2 separate regions of the Mus musculus genome follow, and region 2 is linked to region 1. Evidence: chromatin loops called from intact Hi-C (ENCODE). Cell type or tissue: heart. All regions are shown on one strand. Links, peaks and the distances in the headings refer to the core of each region. The heading gives the core; the rest is flanking DNA.

Region 1 (5,384 bases), core at 269-5,268:
GGCTCAGAGCTAAACAAAGAATTCTCACCCGAGGAATACCGAATGGCTGAGAAGCACCTGAAAAAATGTTCATCATCCTTAATCATCAGAGGAATGCAAATCAAAACAACCCTGAGATTCCATCTCACACCAGTCAGAATGGCTAAGATCAAAAATTCAGGTGACAGCAGATGCTGGCGAGGATGTGGAGAAAGAGGAACACTCCTCCATTGTTGGTGGGATTGCAAGCTTGTACAACCACTCTGGAAATCAGTCTGGCGGTTCCTCAGAAAATTGGACATAGTACTACCGGAGGATCCCGCAATACCTCTCCTGGGCATATATCCAGAAGATGTTCCAACCGGTAAGAAGGACACATGCTCCACTATGTTCATAGCAGCCTTATTTATAATAGCCAGAAGCTGTAAAGAACCCCGATGCCCCTCAACAGAGGAATGGATACAGAAAATGTGGTACATCTACACAATGGAGTACTACTCAGCTATTAAAAAGAATGAATTTATGAAATTCCTAGCCAAATGGATGGACCTGGAGGGCATCATCCTGAGTGAGGTAACACAATCACAAAAGAACTCAAATGATATGTACTCACTGATAAGTGGATATTAGCCCAGAAACTTAGTATAGCGAGATATAAGGTACAATTTGCAAAACACATGAAATTGAAGAAGAACGAAGACCAAAGTGTGGACACTTTGCCCCTTCTTAGAATTGGAAACAATCACCCATGGAAGGAGTTACAGCGACAAAGTTTGGAGCTGAGACAAAAGGATGGACCATGTAGAGACTGCCATATCCAGGGATCCACCCCATAATTAGCCTCTAAACTATGACACCATTGCATACACTAGCAAGCCTTTGTTGCAAGGACCGTGATATAGCTGTCTCTTGTGAGACTATGCCTGGGCCTAGCAAACACAGAAGTGGATGCTCACAGTCAGCTATTGGATGGATCACAGGGCCCCCAATAGAGGAGCTAGAGAAAGTACCCAAGGAGCTAAAGGGAACTGCAACCCTATAGGTGGAACAACAATATGAACTAAGCAGTACCCCGGAGCTCTTGACTCTAGCTGCATATGTATCAAAAGATGGCCTAGTCGGCCATCACTGGAAAGAGAGGCCCATTGGACTTGCAAACTTTATATGCCCCAGTACAGGGGAACGCCAGGGCCAAAAAATGGGAATGGGTGGGTAGGGGAGTGGGGGGGGGGAGGATGTGGGGGACTTTTGGGATAGCATTGGAAATGTAATTGAGGAAAATACGTAATTAAAAAAAGCTTTATAATTATAAACTAGTCATATAATAATACTATAACATCAAGATATTTTACATTGTTTACAATGTCTGTGCTTTTTAAAATAACAAAAGCAAAAATGAAAATGAGACTATCATTTTAAAGGCATGTTTTTAAATATTGACTAAAAAATAAAGGCAACTCCTGTTTTCAAAAAAAAAAAAAAAAAGAAAGAAAGAAAGAAAGAAAGAAAGAAAGAAAGAAAGAAAGTAGGTTGGGCAAGCCATGCAAACAAGCCAGTAAAATAGTACCCTTCCAGGTTCCTGCCTCGCATTCTGCCTGAATGTCCCCCAACAATGAACTATAAGTTGCAGTGGAAATAAACCATCTCCTTCCCAAGTTGCTTTTGGTCATGGTCTTTATACCAGTAATAGGAAGCAAGTTTATTAACTTGCCACCAACACACTTCCAAAGCCAAAGGTCCAGGCTACACAGTCAAGCCTCCCACCCCATCAAAAACCTCCAGTAAAATAGCCTTATTCTTCTTTTAAATTTTGTATATGTGTATGTATGAGTGGTACACACATGGGGCCGTGTGCATTGGAGCATGCAGAGACCAGAACAGAACATCAGTTGGCTTTCTCTGATCACCTTTGGCCTGATTGCCTGGAGACATGGTCTCCCACTAAACTTGAGGCTCACTGTTCTGTCTGGGTTGGCTGGTCTGTCAGCTCCTTAGTGTCTGTCTATCTCTACCCCTGTGTTAGAGCGACAAGCACACACAGTCATGCTTGGCTATTCTTTCCTTTCCTTTTCTTTCTTTCCTTTTCTCTTTTTTCTTTCTCTCTTTCTTTCTTTCTTTTTTATGTTGAGGGCCGAGGAGTTTAAAATTGCATATGCATGGGTGTTTTTTTCTTGCATGTATATCCGTGAGTCACTTGCATACATGCACAGTGCCTGCAGAGACCAGGAGCAGACATTGCATCCCCTGGATCTAGCATTACAGGTGGTTGAGTCACTATGTAGCTGCTGGGAATCAAACCTGGGTCCTTTGGAAGAGGGCTTTTAACTGTTGAGCCATCTCCACAGCCCCATTGTGCTAGGGATTCTAGTTGAGGCCCTGCTTCTTAAAAAGCAGCAATCTTCCCCACAGAGCCATATCCCCAGTTCAACTTTCAGAAAAATCAATATAGTTTTACTGTAAGAAGTGCTATCAGAGAGCTGTATGGGGTAAAAATGATGTGGTCCTACCCACCGCCTTGCTAGGGAGAAGTGGGTGGAGGATTGGTGGGTTGGGGTCACAGTCTCACCCAGTCCCTAGAGGTCACAGTGGATAGCCATCTTGGCCTGAGAGATGTCTGACACATCACCTCAGTTGTAATGTTTGAAAACAGAAAAATCTTACACTCAAAACAATCCTGTCTGTGTGCCTGCCAATCAGTCAGTTCCCGGCTTTGCTGGAACAGTGGTCAGATACTAAAAAGGAAATGTTACAGAATGCTTACGCCCCGCCCATCCTGTGTGTGGTACAGACTGTTAACCGCACACCTTGTGTTATCCCTCACACATCCTGGATTCCTGGGGAGAGGGAGTATGATGTGGGCGTATTTCGTGTGCTTGATATCTATAAATACACTCAGAGGCTGCTCAAAGCTGCTCCCTGTTATTCTGGCATCTTCTCTATTCCGGGTTTCCTCACACACCCTCACAGAAGAGGAGAAAGTGGATTTCAACTCTGCCACCCTGACCACAATCCCAGAAAATCACTCTAACAACAGTTACTGATTTTTAGGTACACCTTCCTCTCAGACGGGCAATGTGAGAGGCGAGTCCTTTGGCAGCCGCATGCTGCACACCGATTTCTGCTAGGTTCTCTTGACCTCCTTCTGGGCCGACTTTGGAGACACCACTTCTATTTTTGGCACCATCTGCCTTCTGTAGTTTGATTCAGGGTTTTCTCCCAGCCCATGACTCTGATGCTATTTTTTGTTTGAAGCTTTTCTTTCTTTCTTTTCCCAGAAACCCCAGCCCACAGATCTTCCACCCACTGCTGCCTAAGGCTTACCCAGCCCTTGGAGTCTGCAGTCAGTCACCTGGAGGGGAGGATTTGCTAGGGTTCAAGATCCATTGAAGTTGTCCCTTCTCACCCCTCTAGTCAGACCTGTGGTTTTCAGAATACAGTGTGTGCCTCACATGATGGCTTTGCCCTGTACTAGCTATGGGTTATTTAGTGCCTTACTAGACTTAGGTTTCTCAACCAAAAGAGGGAATCCCTGACTTTACCTCAACTGGGTCTTCCTTTATATCCCATGCTGACCCCAAATTCCTGGATTTAAACAATCCTCCCATACTTGCCTCCCTAGTAGTCGAGACTACGAACACATACTATCCAAACTACCTTAAAATGGGGGATATTAATAGTACCTTCATCACAGGATGGGATGCGTAATATTGATTGTTTACTTGACAGGACCTAGAACCACTTAGGAGACAAATATCTGTAAGGAAGTTTATAGACTGGGCTAAGACAGAAGACCCTCCCTAAATATGGGCAGCACATTCTTCATGTCCTGGATTGAGTAAAAAGGGAAAAGGGAGAGATGAATATTGTCTCCTTTCATATCCGTCTTTCTCAGCTTCCTGACTGTGGATGTAATGTGACCAGCGATGGCCATGATGCCCCCACTCTGATGAACGATACTCTCAAACTGTGAACCAAGATGCACCTCCCTTAATAAGCTTTTGTTGGGTATTTTGTCAGGGCATTGAAACAGTATCTAATACATGAGGTTTTAATAAAGATGGTAGTGGATTAATGGCAAACTTAATGGACCACGCTTCCTCAACCCAACATATTCCTTACAATGTTAGTTTTAGCTTTGGCCATGCAGCCTGATTTGGGCAATAGCACAGAAAGAGATTTGAAACACACACACACACACACACACACACACAGAGAGAGAGAGAGAGAGAGAGAGTGTGTGTGTTTTGTATTTACTTCCTTACTGATTTGTAGAACTTGGCCACCACCTGAAGAAGCCTGGCTTAACCTACTGGATTCTTAGATACCAGTTGGCTCTGTCTTATCAGCCTACTGCTAAACCAGTCAATGGGACATCGGGGAGTAGCCAAACCCTGCTGGCTTGCCACGTGGCTGTAGCCATATGTGTGACTCCAGCTGTCACCATATGGAGCAGAGGTAAACTTTCCCAGTTCAAAGTGCCAATCCATAGAATCTAAAACAAATAAGCCATGATCAAGTCATTATATTGGGACCTGTCTGTTTTTTAGCAATGATTGAATGATGCAAAATTAATAAACTTGCTTGCATGGTACATGGACAGTATTTAGGAATGTGTCCAGATTGGGATATGTCAGTAGCTACTTAGCATTAGTTTAAACCAACCATTTTCTTATTCTGGAAATTCCTATCTAGGCTGAGGCTTCTTAGACCCTTGTGCTTTTGCAGACGTCTAAAGCTTGCACATCCGTATTTGCCCACCACCTACCTTCTTCCTTGTCTTCCAGGCAGGGAGTATCCAGAATATTTCCTAATTAGGAAGACATTGACTAACACTATGTAATCCACTTGAATGTCAGAGTCATCTTCAAGATTTAGATTAAGGCTTAATATTGGATGTCACCTGGCTTATCCCAACAGCACATCGGGCTTCTCTGCTCGGGCTTGCACATCACTTAACCCCCACCCCACCCTGTTCTTCACACACTACCTCTCTTAAATCAAATTATCATAAGTCAGAGGCTAAGCGATATGTAGCTCAGTTGGTAGAGTGCTTGCCTGGTACACAAAGTTCTGAGTTCTATCCTCAGCATAAACCAGGTGTAGCACTGCATGTTTGTAACCTCAGGTCTTAGAAGATACAGGCAGGAGGATGAGAAGTTCAAGTTCATCTTTAGCTATATAACAAGATCAAGGCCAGCCTGGGGTACATGGACTTTATAATAAGCAAATAAATAAACAAAAGCAGACAGAGGCAGGAAGACCACAACTCTGAGGCTAGTCTAGGCTACATATGTAAATGCTGTCTTCCCAAAGTCAGATTCTATTACTCTGAGGGAAGTCTAATACTACAACCATTTTCTTGTTCACTCAGTAAGATCTGAAGTTTTTTCATAGGCCCAGAAATC
Region 2 (5,384 bases), core at 81-5,080, 130 kb after region 1:
TTATCTTTATTCTTTCTCCTGAAAAATCTCCTGGGAACAGAGAATCTTTGGAGCAGATTAAAATCTATGTAAGTATATGACACTGTTGAGGGGTGAAACTGCTGGCTTTTATAAGTATCTTTGATTACATGACTATAATAAATTGTGTGCATATAAATGTGTGTCTATATGCTTTCCTTTAAATATGTTTGAAAAGATGTTTGATTATCTATTTATAATTGGCACAGTACTTTGAATTATGCCAGTACTACATTGTAAAACAGAGTTGTATTTTTTGATATTTAACAATGCTGAACACTTTAAAAAACGCCACTTCTGAGGAATGAATGAACATGGCGTAACACACTTTAATATGTGTGATGCCAAACTTTTTTAAATAAAATATAAATTATGCTTATTTATTATTTTTTTCTTTAGTTTAATCTTGATCATGTTTTGGTGTGTGTTTTTAATTTTTTTTCTTAAAGTAACACTTTTGGCATGAACATACCTGCAGGTTTTTTGATGAATATAATGAATGTGTGGAATTCAACTGAATTTGCATGGTCTTAAGAATTTTTTCTGTGTGTATAAATTTAGCTGCTATTAATGGAAGAGAAAGCTTTCTGTGACTAATCATGTGTATTGAGCAGATAGTTTTTCTGAGATCTTCGATTAATCTCTTTAAAGATGACCAACATGTGTCTTTCTTGAATTATCTTTGAATAAAAGTTTGTATATTATTTGTTTCACAACGTCCTTGGTTTTACCAGTGTGACTTTTTGACTATTCCTTTTGCAGACCTTGGGTTCTCTGACTTCATACATTGATACCATTATTTTTCATGTTTGGAACAATTCTGTGTTTTCATTTTTATTTATTTTTTGCTAAAGTAACTTGTACACTAAATCTATTAAAGAAATAACCAATAACACTGGGAGTTGTTCTTGGGGAAAAAATATTGACCTCAGCCATCAAAGTAATGGACTGACTAAACTATTATATTTCCTTACTCTTTAGGATCAGTAGCACATAGATGAAAAAACAAAAACAAAAACAAAACAGTAAGTAGCCTTGATAGAAGGGGAAACAGTTGTGAAGCAACTGAGGATCCGTGGCTTTGATAATAAATACACAGAGCTGAAGGATGGGAGTGAAGGAGTGGGTTGAGTGCAGGGCACAACAGAAAGGGTGGAATTGGAAAGGAAAATTAAGCTTATGATTGTCTGTCAGGAGAGGAATCTAAAGGGTCACACTGTCAGCAAAAGTTATAATCATCAGGAAAGAAACACATGCTAAAATTTCTCTGTGGTTGATACAAACTGTTCACATTTAAATAGAACCACATTGCACAGTTGAAGTCTCCATTACAAATAAAGATAGAGTTTAATCAGGAAGGGCCTGTGTTCACTTGATGAAACATGAATTTCCACATTAGTGCAGCCTTCCAGCTTGGCCATTATTAGCAAACATGTCAGGGGTCTAATGAGTCTGGAACTCAGCCATGTCTAACAGCAGCGCCAAGAGAAGGTAGACATTCTATTTCCCAGTCAGTTCCTAGAAATGAGGAATGAATGGTTCTTTCTCTTATCACAACACAGAATATTCCTATGACTACATGTTTGTGAAGGGCCCTCACACACAGCAGTTCTCCAAAGATTGTTGCCTGAATAGCCAATAGTTCAGTTTACCCAATCAAGAAACAGGGTCGGATCCCATAAGACTGAGGGCTCAGCCCCACCAGCCTCCCCACCCCAACTTCAGATACCAGTCACTGGTATTTCTTCCCAACTGACTAGAAGCAGACTGTAGTGACACTCCCTCCTTGGGTGACCCCTATTTGCTAAGATAGCTCACAACTTAGGAAGACATATTCTGATTTGCTTCATGGTTTTTCTTGGTTTTTTTTTTTTTTTTTCATCATACAGGGTCTCAAATGTAGCCCTGACTGTCCTACGTAGACCAAGGTGGTCTTAAACTTAACCTTTCTCCTGAGTGCTGGAACTAAAAGTTTGCATCAGCACCCCCATCTTATATTCTGGTTTGGCTTTAGATATTGCAAAGCATACAGATTGAGATGTTTCTGAGGCAAGGCAGGGAGCTGTCCTATCCTTAGAGCCAGCACTGTCTCAACCACTCTAACTGGGCTTGCCTAACAGTCTCTTCCCCTTGTGTGAGAGGTCCTTTAATCATCCAATCAATCTGGTGACCGCTGTACATCGAAGGTGCCATGCCCTAAGTCGTCTTATTGGCATAGACTGCGCTGTGAGCAACCTTTGCTCCCTGGGTAATCAGACTTTATTGAGAACAGCTTTAGGAACAAGTGACAGGGATGGGACCAAGACCGAGCACATTTCATGTGCTACGCTTCTAAACTCTGAGTATCAAAGTTACACCTACAATTTTTAGTGTGTTTCTTAATTTAATCTCAGTGTATTAGGATAACAGAGTAACAACTTGGCTTGTCAAACAACACTTTATCTTGGCTTTCTGGTTCTAGTTGACTTGGCTTTCTGGTTCTAGCTTGCTTGCCAAGATCTGTAAGCTGCTGGATTCCTAACTGATGGTAGGTGACTTTGGACATGCCTCCCTCCCCATTCCAACCTTCACCTTCTTGGTTTTTGATATTTGCTAGTTAGTTGCTTTGCTTTTCTCCTGACATACAGAATGATTTCCCAGATGATCTCTTACTGTGTAAGAAAGAGTTCAGAGGTTGAGGCAAAGAAGCTCATAGAAATTTTACTAAGAAAGCAACCTCCTCCCTGAAGTAAATGGTTCTCACGCCTTGGCAAAGGAACTTGGCTTCCCAACTGGCAGAGACCATTACTGAAAACCACGGCTGATCAAAATCCAGGAAGTAAGATTGTGTGGCACTTAGTCCCAAAAGATGCATCTACAGCTGGACTCCTGCAGCTGAGGTTCTGGGATCAGTGCAGAAGCGGGTGGAAAGATTGTGTGAGCATGAAGAACAGGGAGTTTGCTGTGAGATTATGTCTCTTAATGAGTCAGAGAAGACCCATAAAAGTCTCATTACCGTGGCTGCCTACACAAGACCTCACCAATAAAGGTGACACCAACAGACATGCTGACATGGCACAGGGAAAGCTTAGGAGGCCTCAACTTAAGACCAAGAACAATAGGCAACTAAGGAATGTGGAGATCAAGAGAAATAGTCTTCCTCAAAGAATCCCCACCAATTGGTTTATTCAGTGCCAGATGCTCATTGCTAAAGACATACATACTAACAACATTATGCAGACTTAGTGGGTTGTATTTTTATATTTATGAATATCTGACAACAGTCTCTTAAAAGGTTCTGAACTTGAGAGAACACAAGAGGGAGTATATGGGAGGGGCTGGAAGAAAGAACAAGAGGAGATGAGGTAATTTAAAATGTGTGTGTGTGTGTGTGTGTGTGTGTGTGTGTGTGTGTGTGTGTGTGTGTGTGTATAAAAGGAAGCAGTCTGGGCTTGAGTAAAGTCAAGGCCAGATCTGCATACTTGTTTCTCAAGGGAGCCGTGCTGCCTGCTTGTCTTGAATCTACTTGTTGGCTAAAAGCAGAGAGGTCTAAGGTTGAGGGCAGTAGTGGATATGCTACCAGACAACTTAGTTCTTTATGTCAGGCTCTGTTCCTTGGCTGTGTGTTGTGTAATACTGTACTACCTGATTATGTGCAAAGAACACCTTATTTCAATTTGCTCTTAAGCACTCGGTCTTCTACAGACTCCCATGGCTGCTGGTGCTTCATTTTGGAGCAAAGGTTAGATGGCTGAATAGAGGCATATTTTGGTATCGGGTTTCTTAAACTAAGCCTAGGATTCTCCACTGTATAAAGGAAAGGCTCCAGTGTGTTGAACCCACAGACACAGAAACCATGTCTGTGTCCTGTGCTATGTATGCCAGTTGTGAATTTTAAGAAATTTCTTAGGCTTTGACTCTCACTTTATTATGACAAAAATTAAGACAGTGGGTAGTGTTATGTCACAGAATTTCATAGGATTTGAAAAAAAAGTGCATGTTTTGTGCCTGGACCCCTAGGTAGGTTGCATTTTACTGTGTCCAGCCATGAACTTCCAAGATTTAGGAATAGTTCACAGAGATACATATGATTCTTCTGGGGTTTAATGCTGAGGCTGAGTCCATAACCAATGCTTCCTGTGAACTCTTTGACTTGTGGCTTGATCCTCAACGTCTCACACAAGCTAGGCAGGGGCTCTACCTCCCAGCCTACTGAGCTTGTTAAGTGTACATACTTGCTGAAGTGTCTACTGTTAAAAAAAAAATGGCTAACGTGCTCAATCTGCCCCCACAGTGTGTGACCAGCACTGTCACATCCACGGCCTCGGACAATAGGAGGCAGGGGATCTGGACCTGGGATAGCCAAGCAATGCAATCCTGAACCTGTTAGGTTAAGAGTTACAGCCTATCACCCTGGAACAGCCAATAACCAGGCTCACACTGGCCAGTAGAAAGAGTTGGGTTGGGGAGAGAAAGAATCCTGCTTATACTTAATAGCTGGAGGAAGAATCGCTTAGGGAGCACCCCACTTTCTCTATGAGACACAATTTATCTGACTCAGGCCTAACAACTGAGCTGCAACCTTAACCTCACAAGAGACACGTTCTTTTCCTTTGAGGTGACCTGCCTGCCTCCACACTTTATAAAGAATATGTGAGCTAAAGGCATGGAACACTTAGCCATGAGTACAAGGTACACTGGATTCCCCAGAAACACCCATCAATGGAACTTGTTCAGAAGATCAAGCCAGAATTGCAGGGAAGGGAAGACAGTTAGTTCCATGCAGAAAGGGGGGGGGGGGGGAGAATGACATCTTTCTATAGAAATTCTAGGATAGCTTGCACACAGTGTGCACTTCAATGAAAATGTATACTTTTCATGTAGATGGGAGCAGGGCTGGCCTCAATGATGCCCTTGTGCAATTTTTTATTAAATGATTGGCAGAGGTAGGTGGATCTCTGTTCAAGGCTGGCTAGAGTTACATAATGAGTCCCAGTCTCAAAAAAAAAAAAAATCATGTTAAATACCCCAGCTTGGCCTCATACTCAGAACAATCCTCCTGCTTCGGGGTGGGGGTTGGGGGTACGGTGGGGGAAGGTTATTCTTGTTTTGAGATAGGGCCTCCTCATGCAGCCTGATTGGCCTTGAACACGTTACGTAGACAAAGCTGACCTTGAATTCTGATCCTCCTGGTCCGATCTGCCAAGTGCCTGGGTTACACCACCACAGTGGATATGGTATTTTGTCGTTGTGGTTTTTCTGGGACACCTTCTTTAAGGAAAAGATTGGCTTCCTGTCACCACATTATCTCTAGATAGGCTTTCACAAGTGGTGTAAAAGGAGCCTAGAGCTGTAGTCTAAGCGCTCCTGTCTTTGGGCACTCACAC

What was found. A loop is a pair of places that touch in the nucleus more often than their neighbours do. Peaks named below come from ENCODE experiments on the same cell type or tissue, not always from the same donor. Only the 100,000 strongest peaks of a DNase experiment are listed, where the experiment ranks them.
Region 2: it touches region 1 in a loop (2.1-fold over the local background); 1 of 42 quality-filtered maps calls a loop at or near these places.

Annotation. Positions count from the first base shown.
Region 1 is chr8:64,869,405-64,874,788 of GRCm38, reverse strand. No RefSeq gene overlaps it. Among named protein-coding and RNA genes, the nearest start is that of Gm40501, 8.9 kb to the left of the region's middle. In heart, for the core only: no CTCF peak of the experiment used is centred there; a DNase peak (open chromatin) is centred at 2,768.
Region 2 is chr8:64,735,200-64,740,583 of GRCm38, reverse strand. It overlaps Klhl2 (kelch-like 2, Mayven), which reads left to right. Exons shown (of 15, transcript NM_178633.3): 15 at 1-909. Among named protein-coding and RNA genes, the nearest start is that of Msmo1, 4.3 kb to the right of the region's middle. In heart, for the core only: no CTCF peak of the experiment used is centred there; no DNase peak of the experiment used is centred there.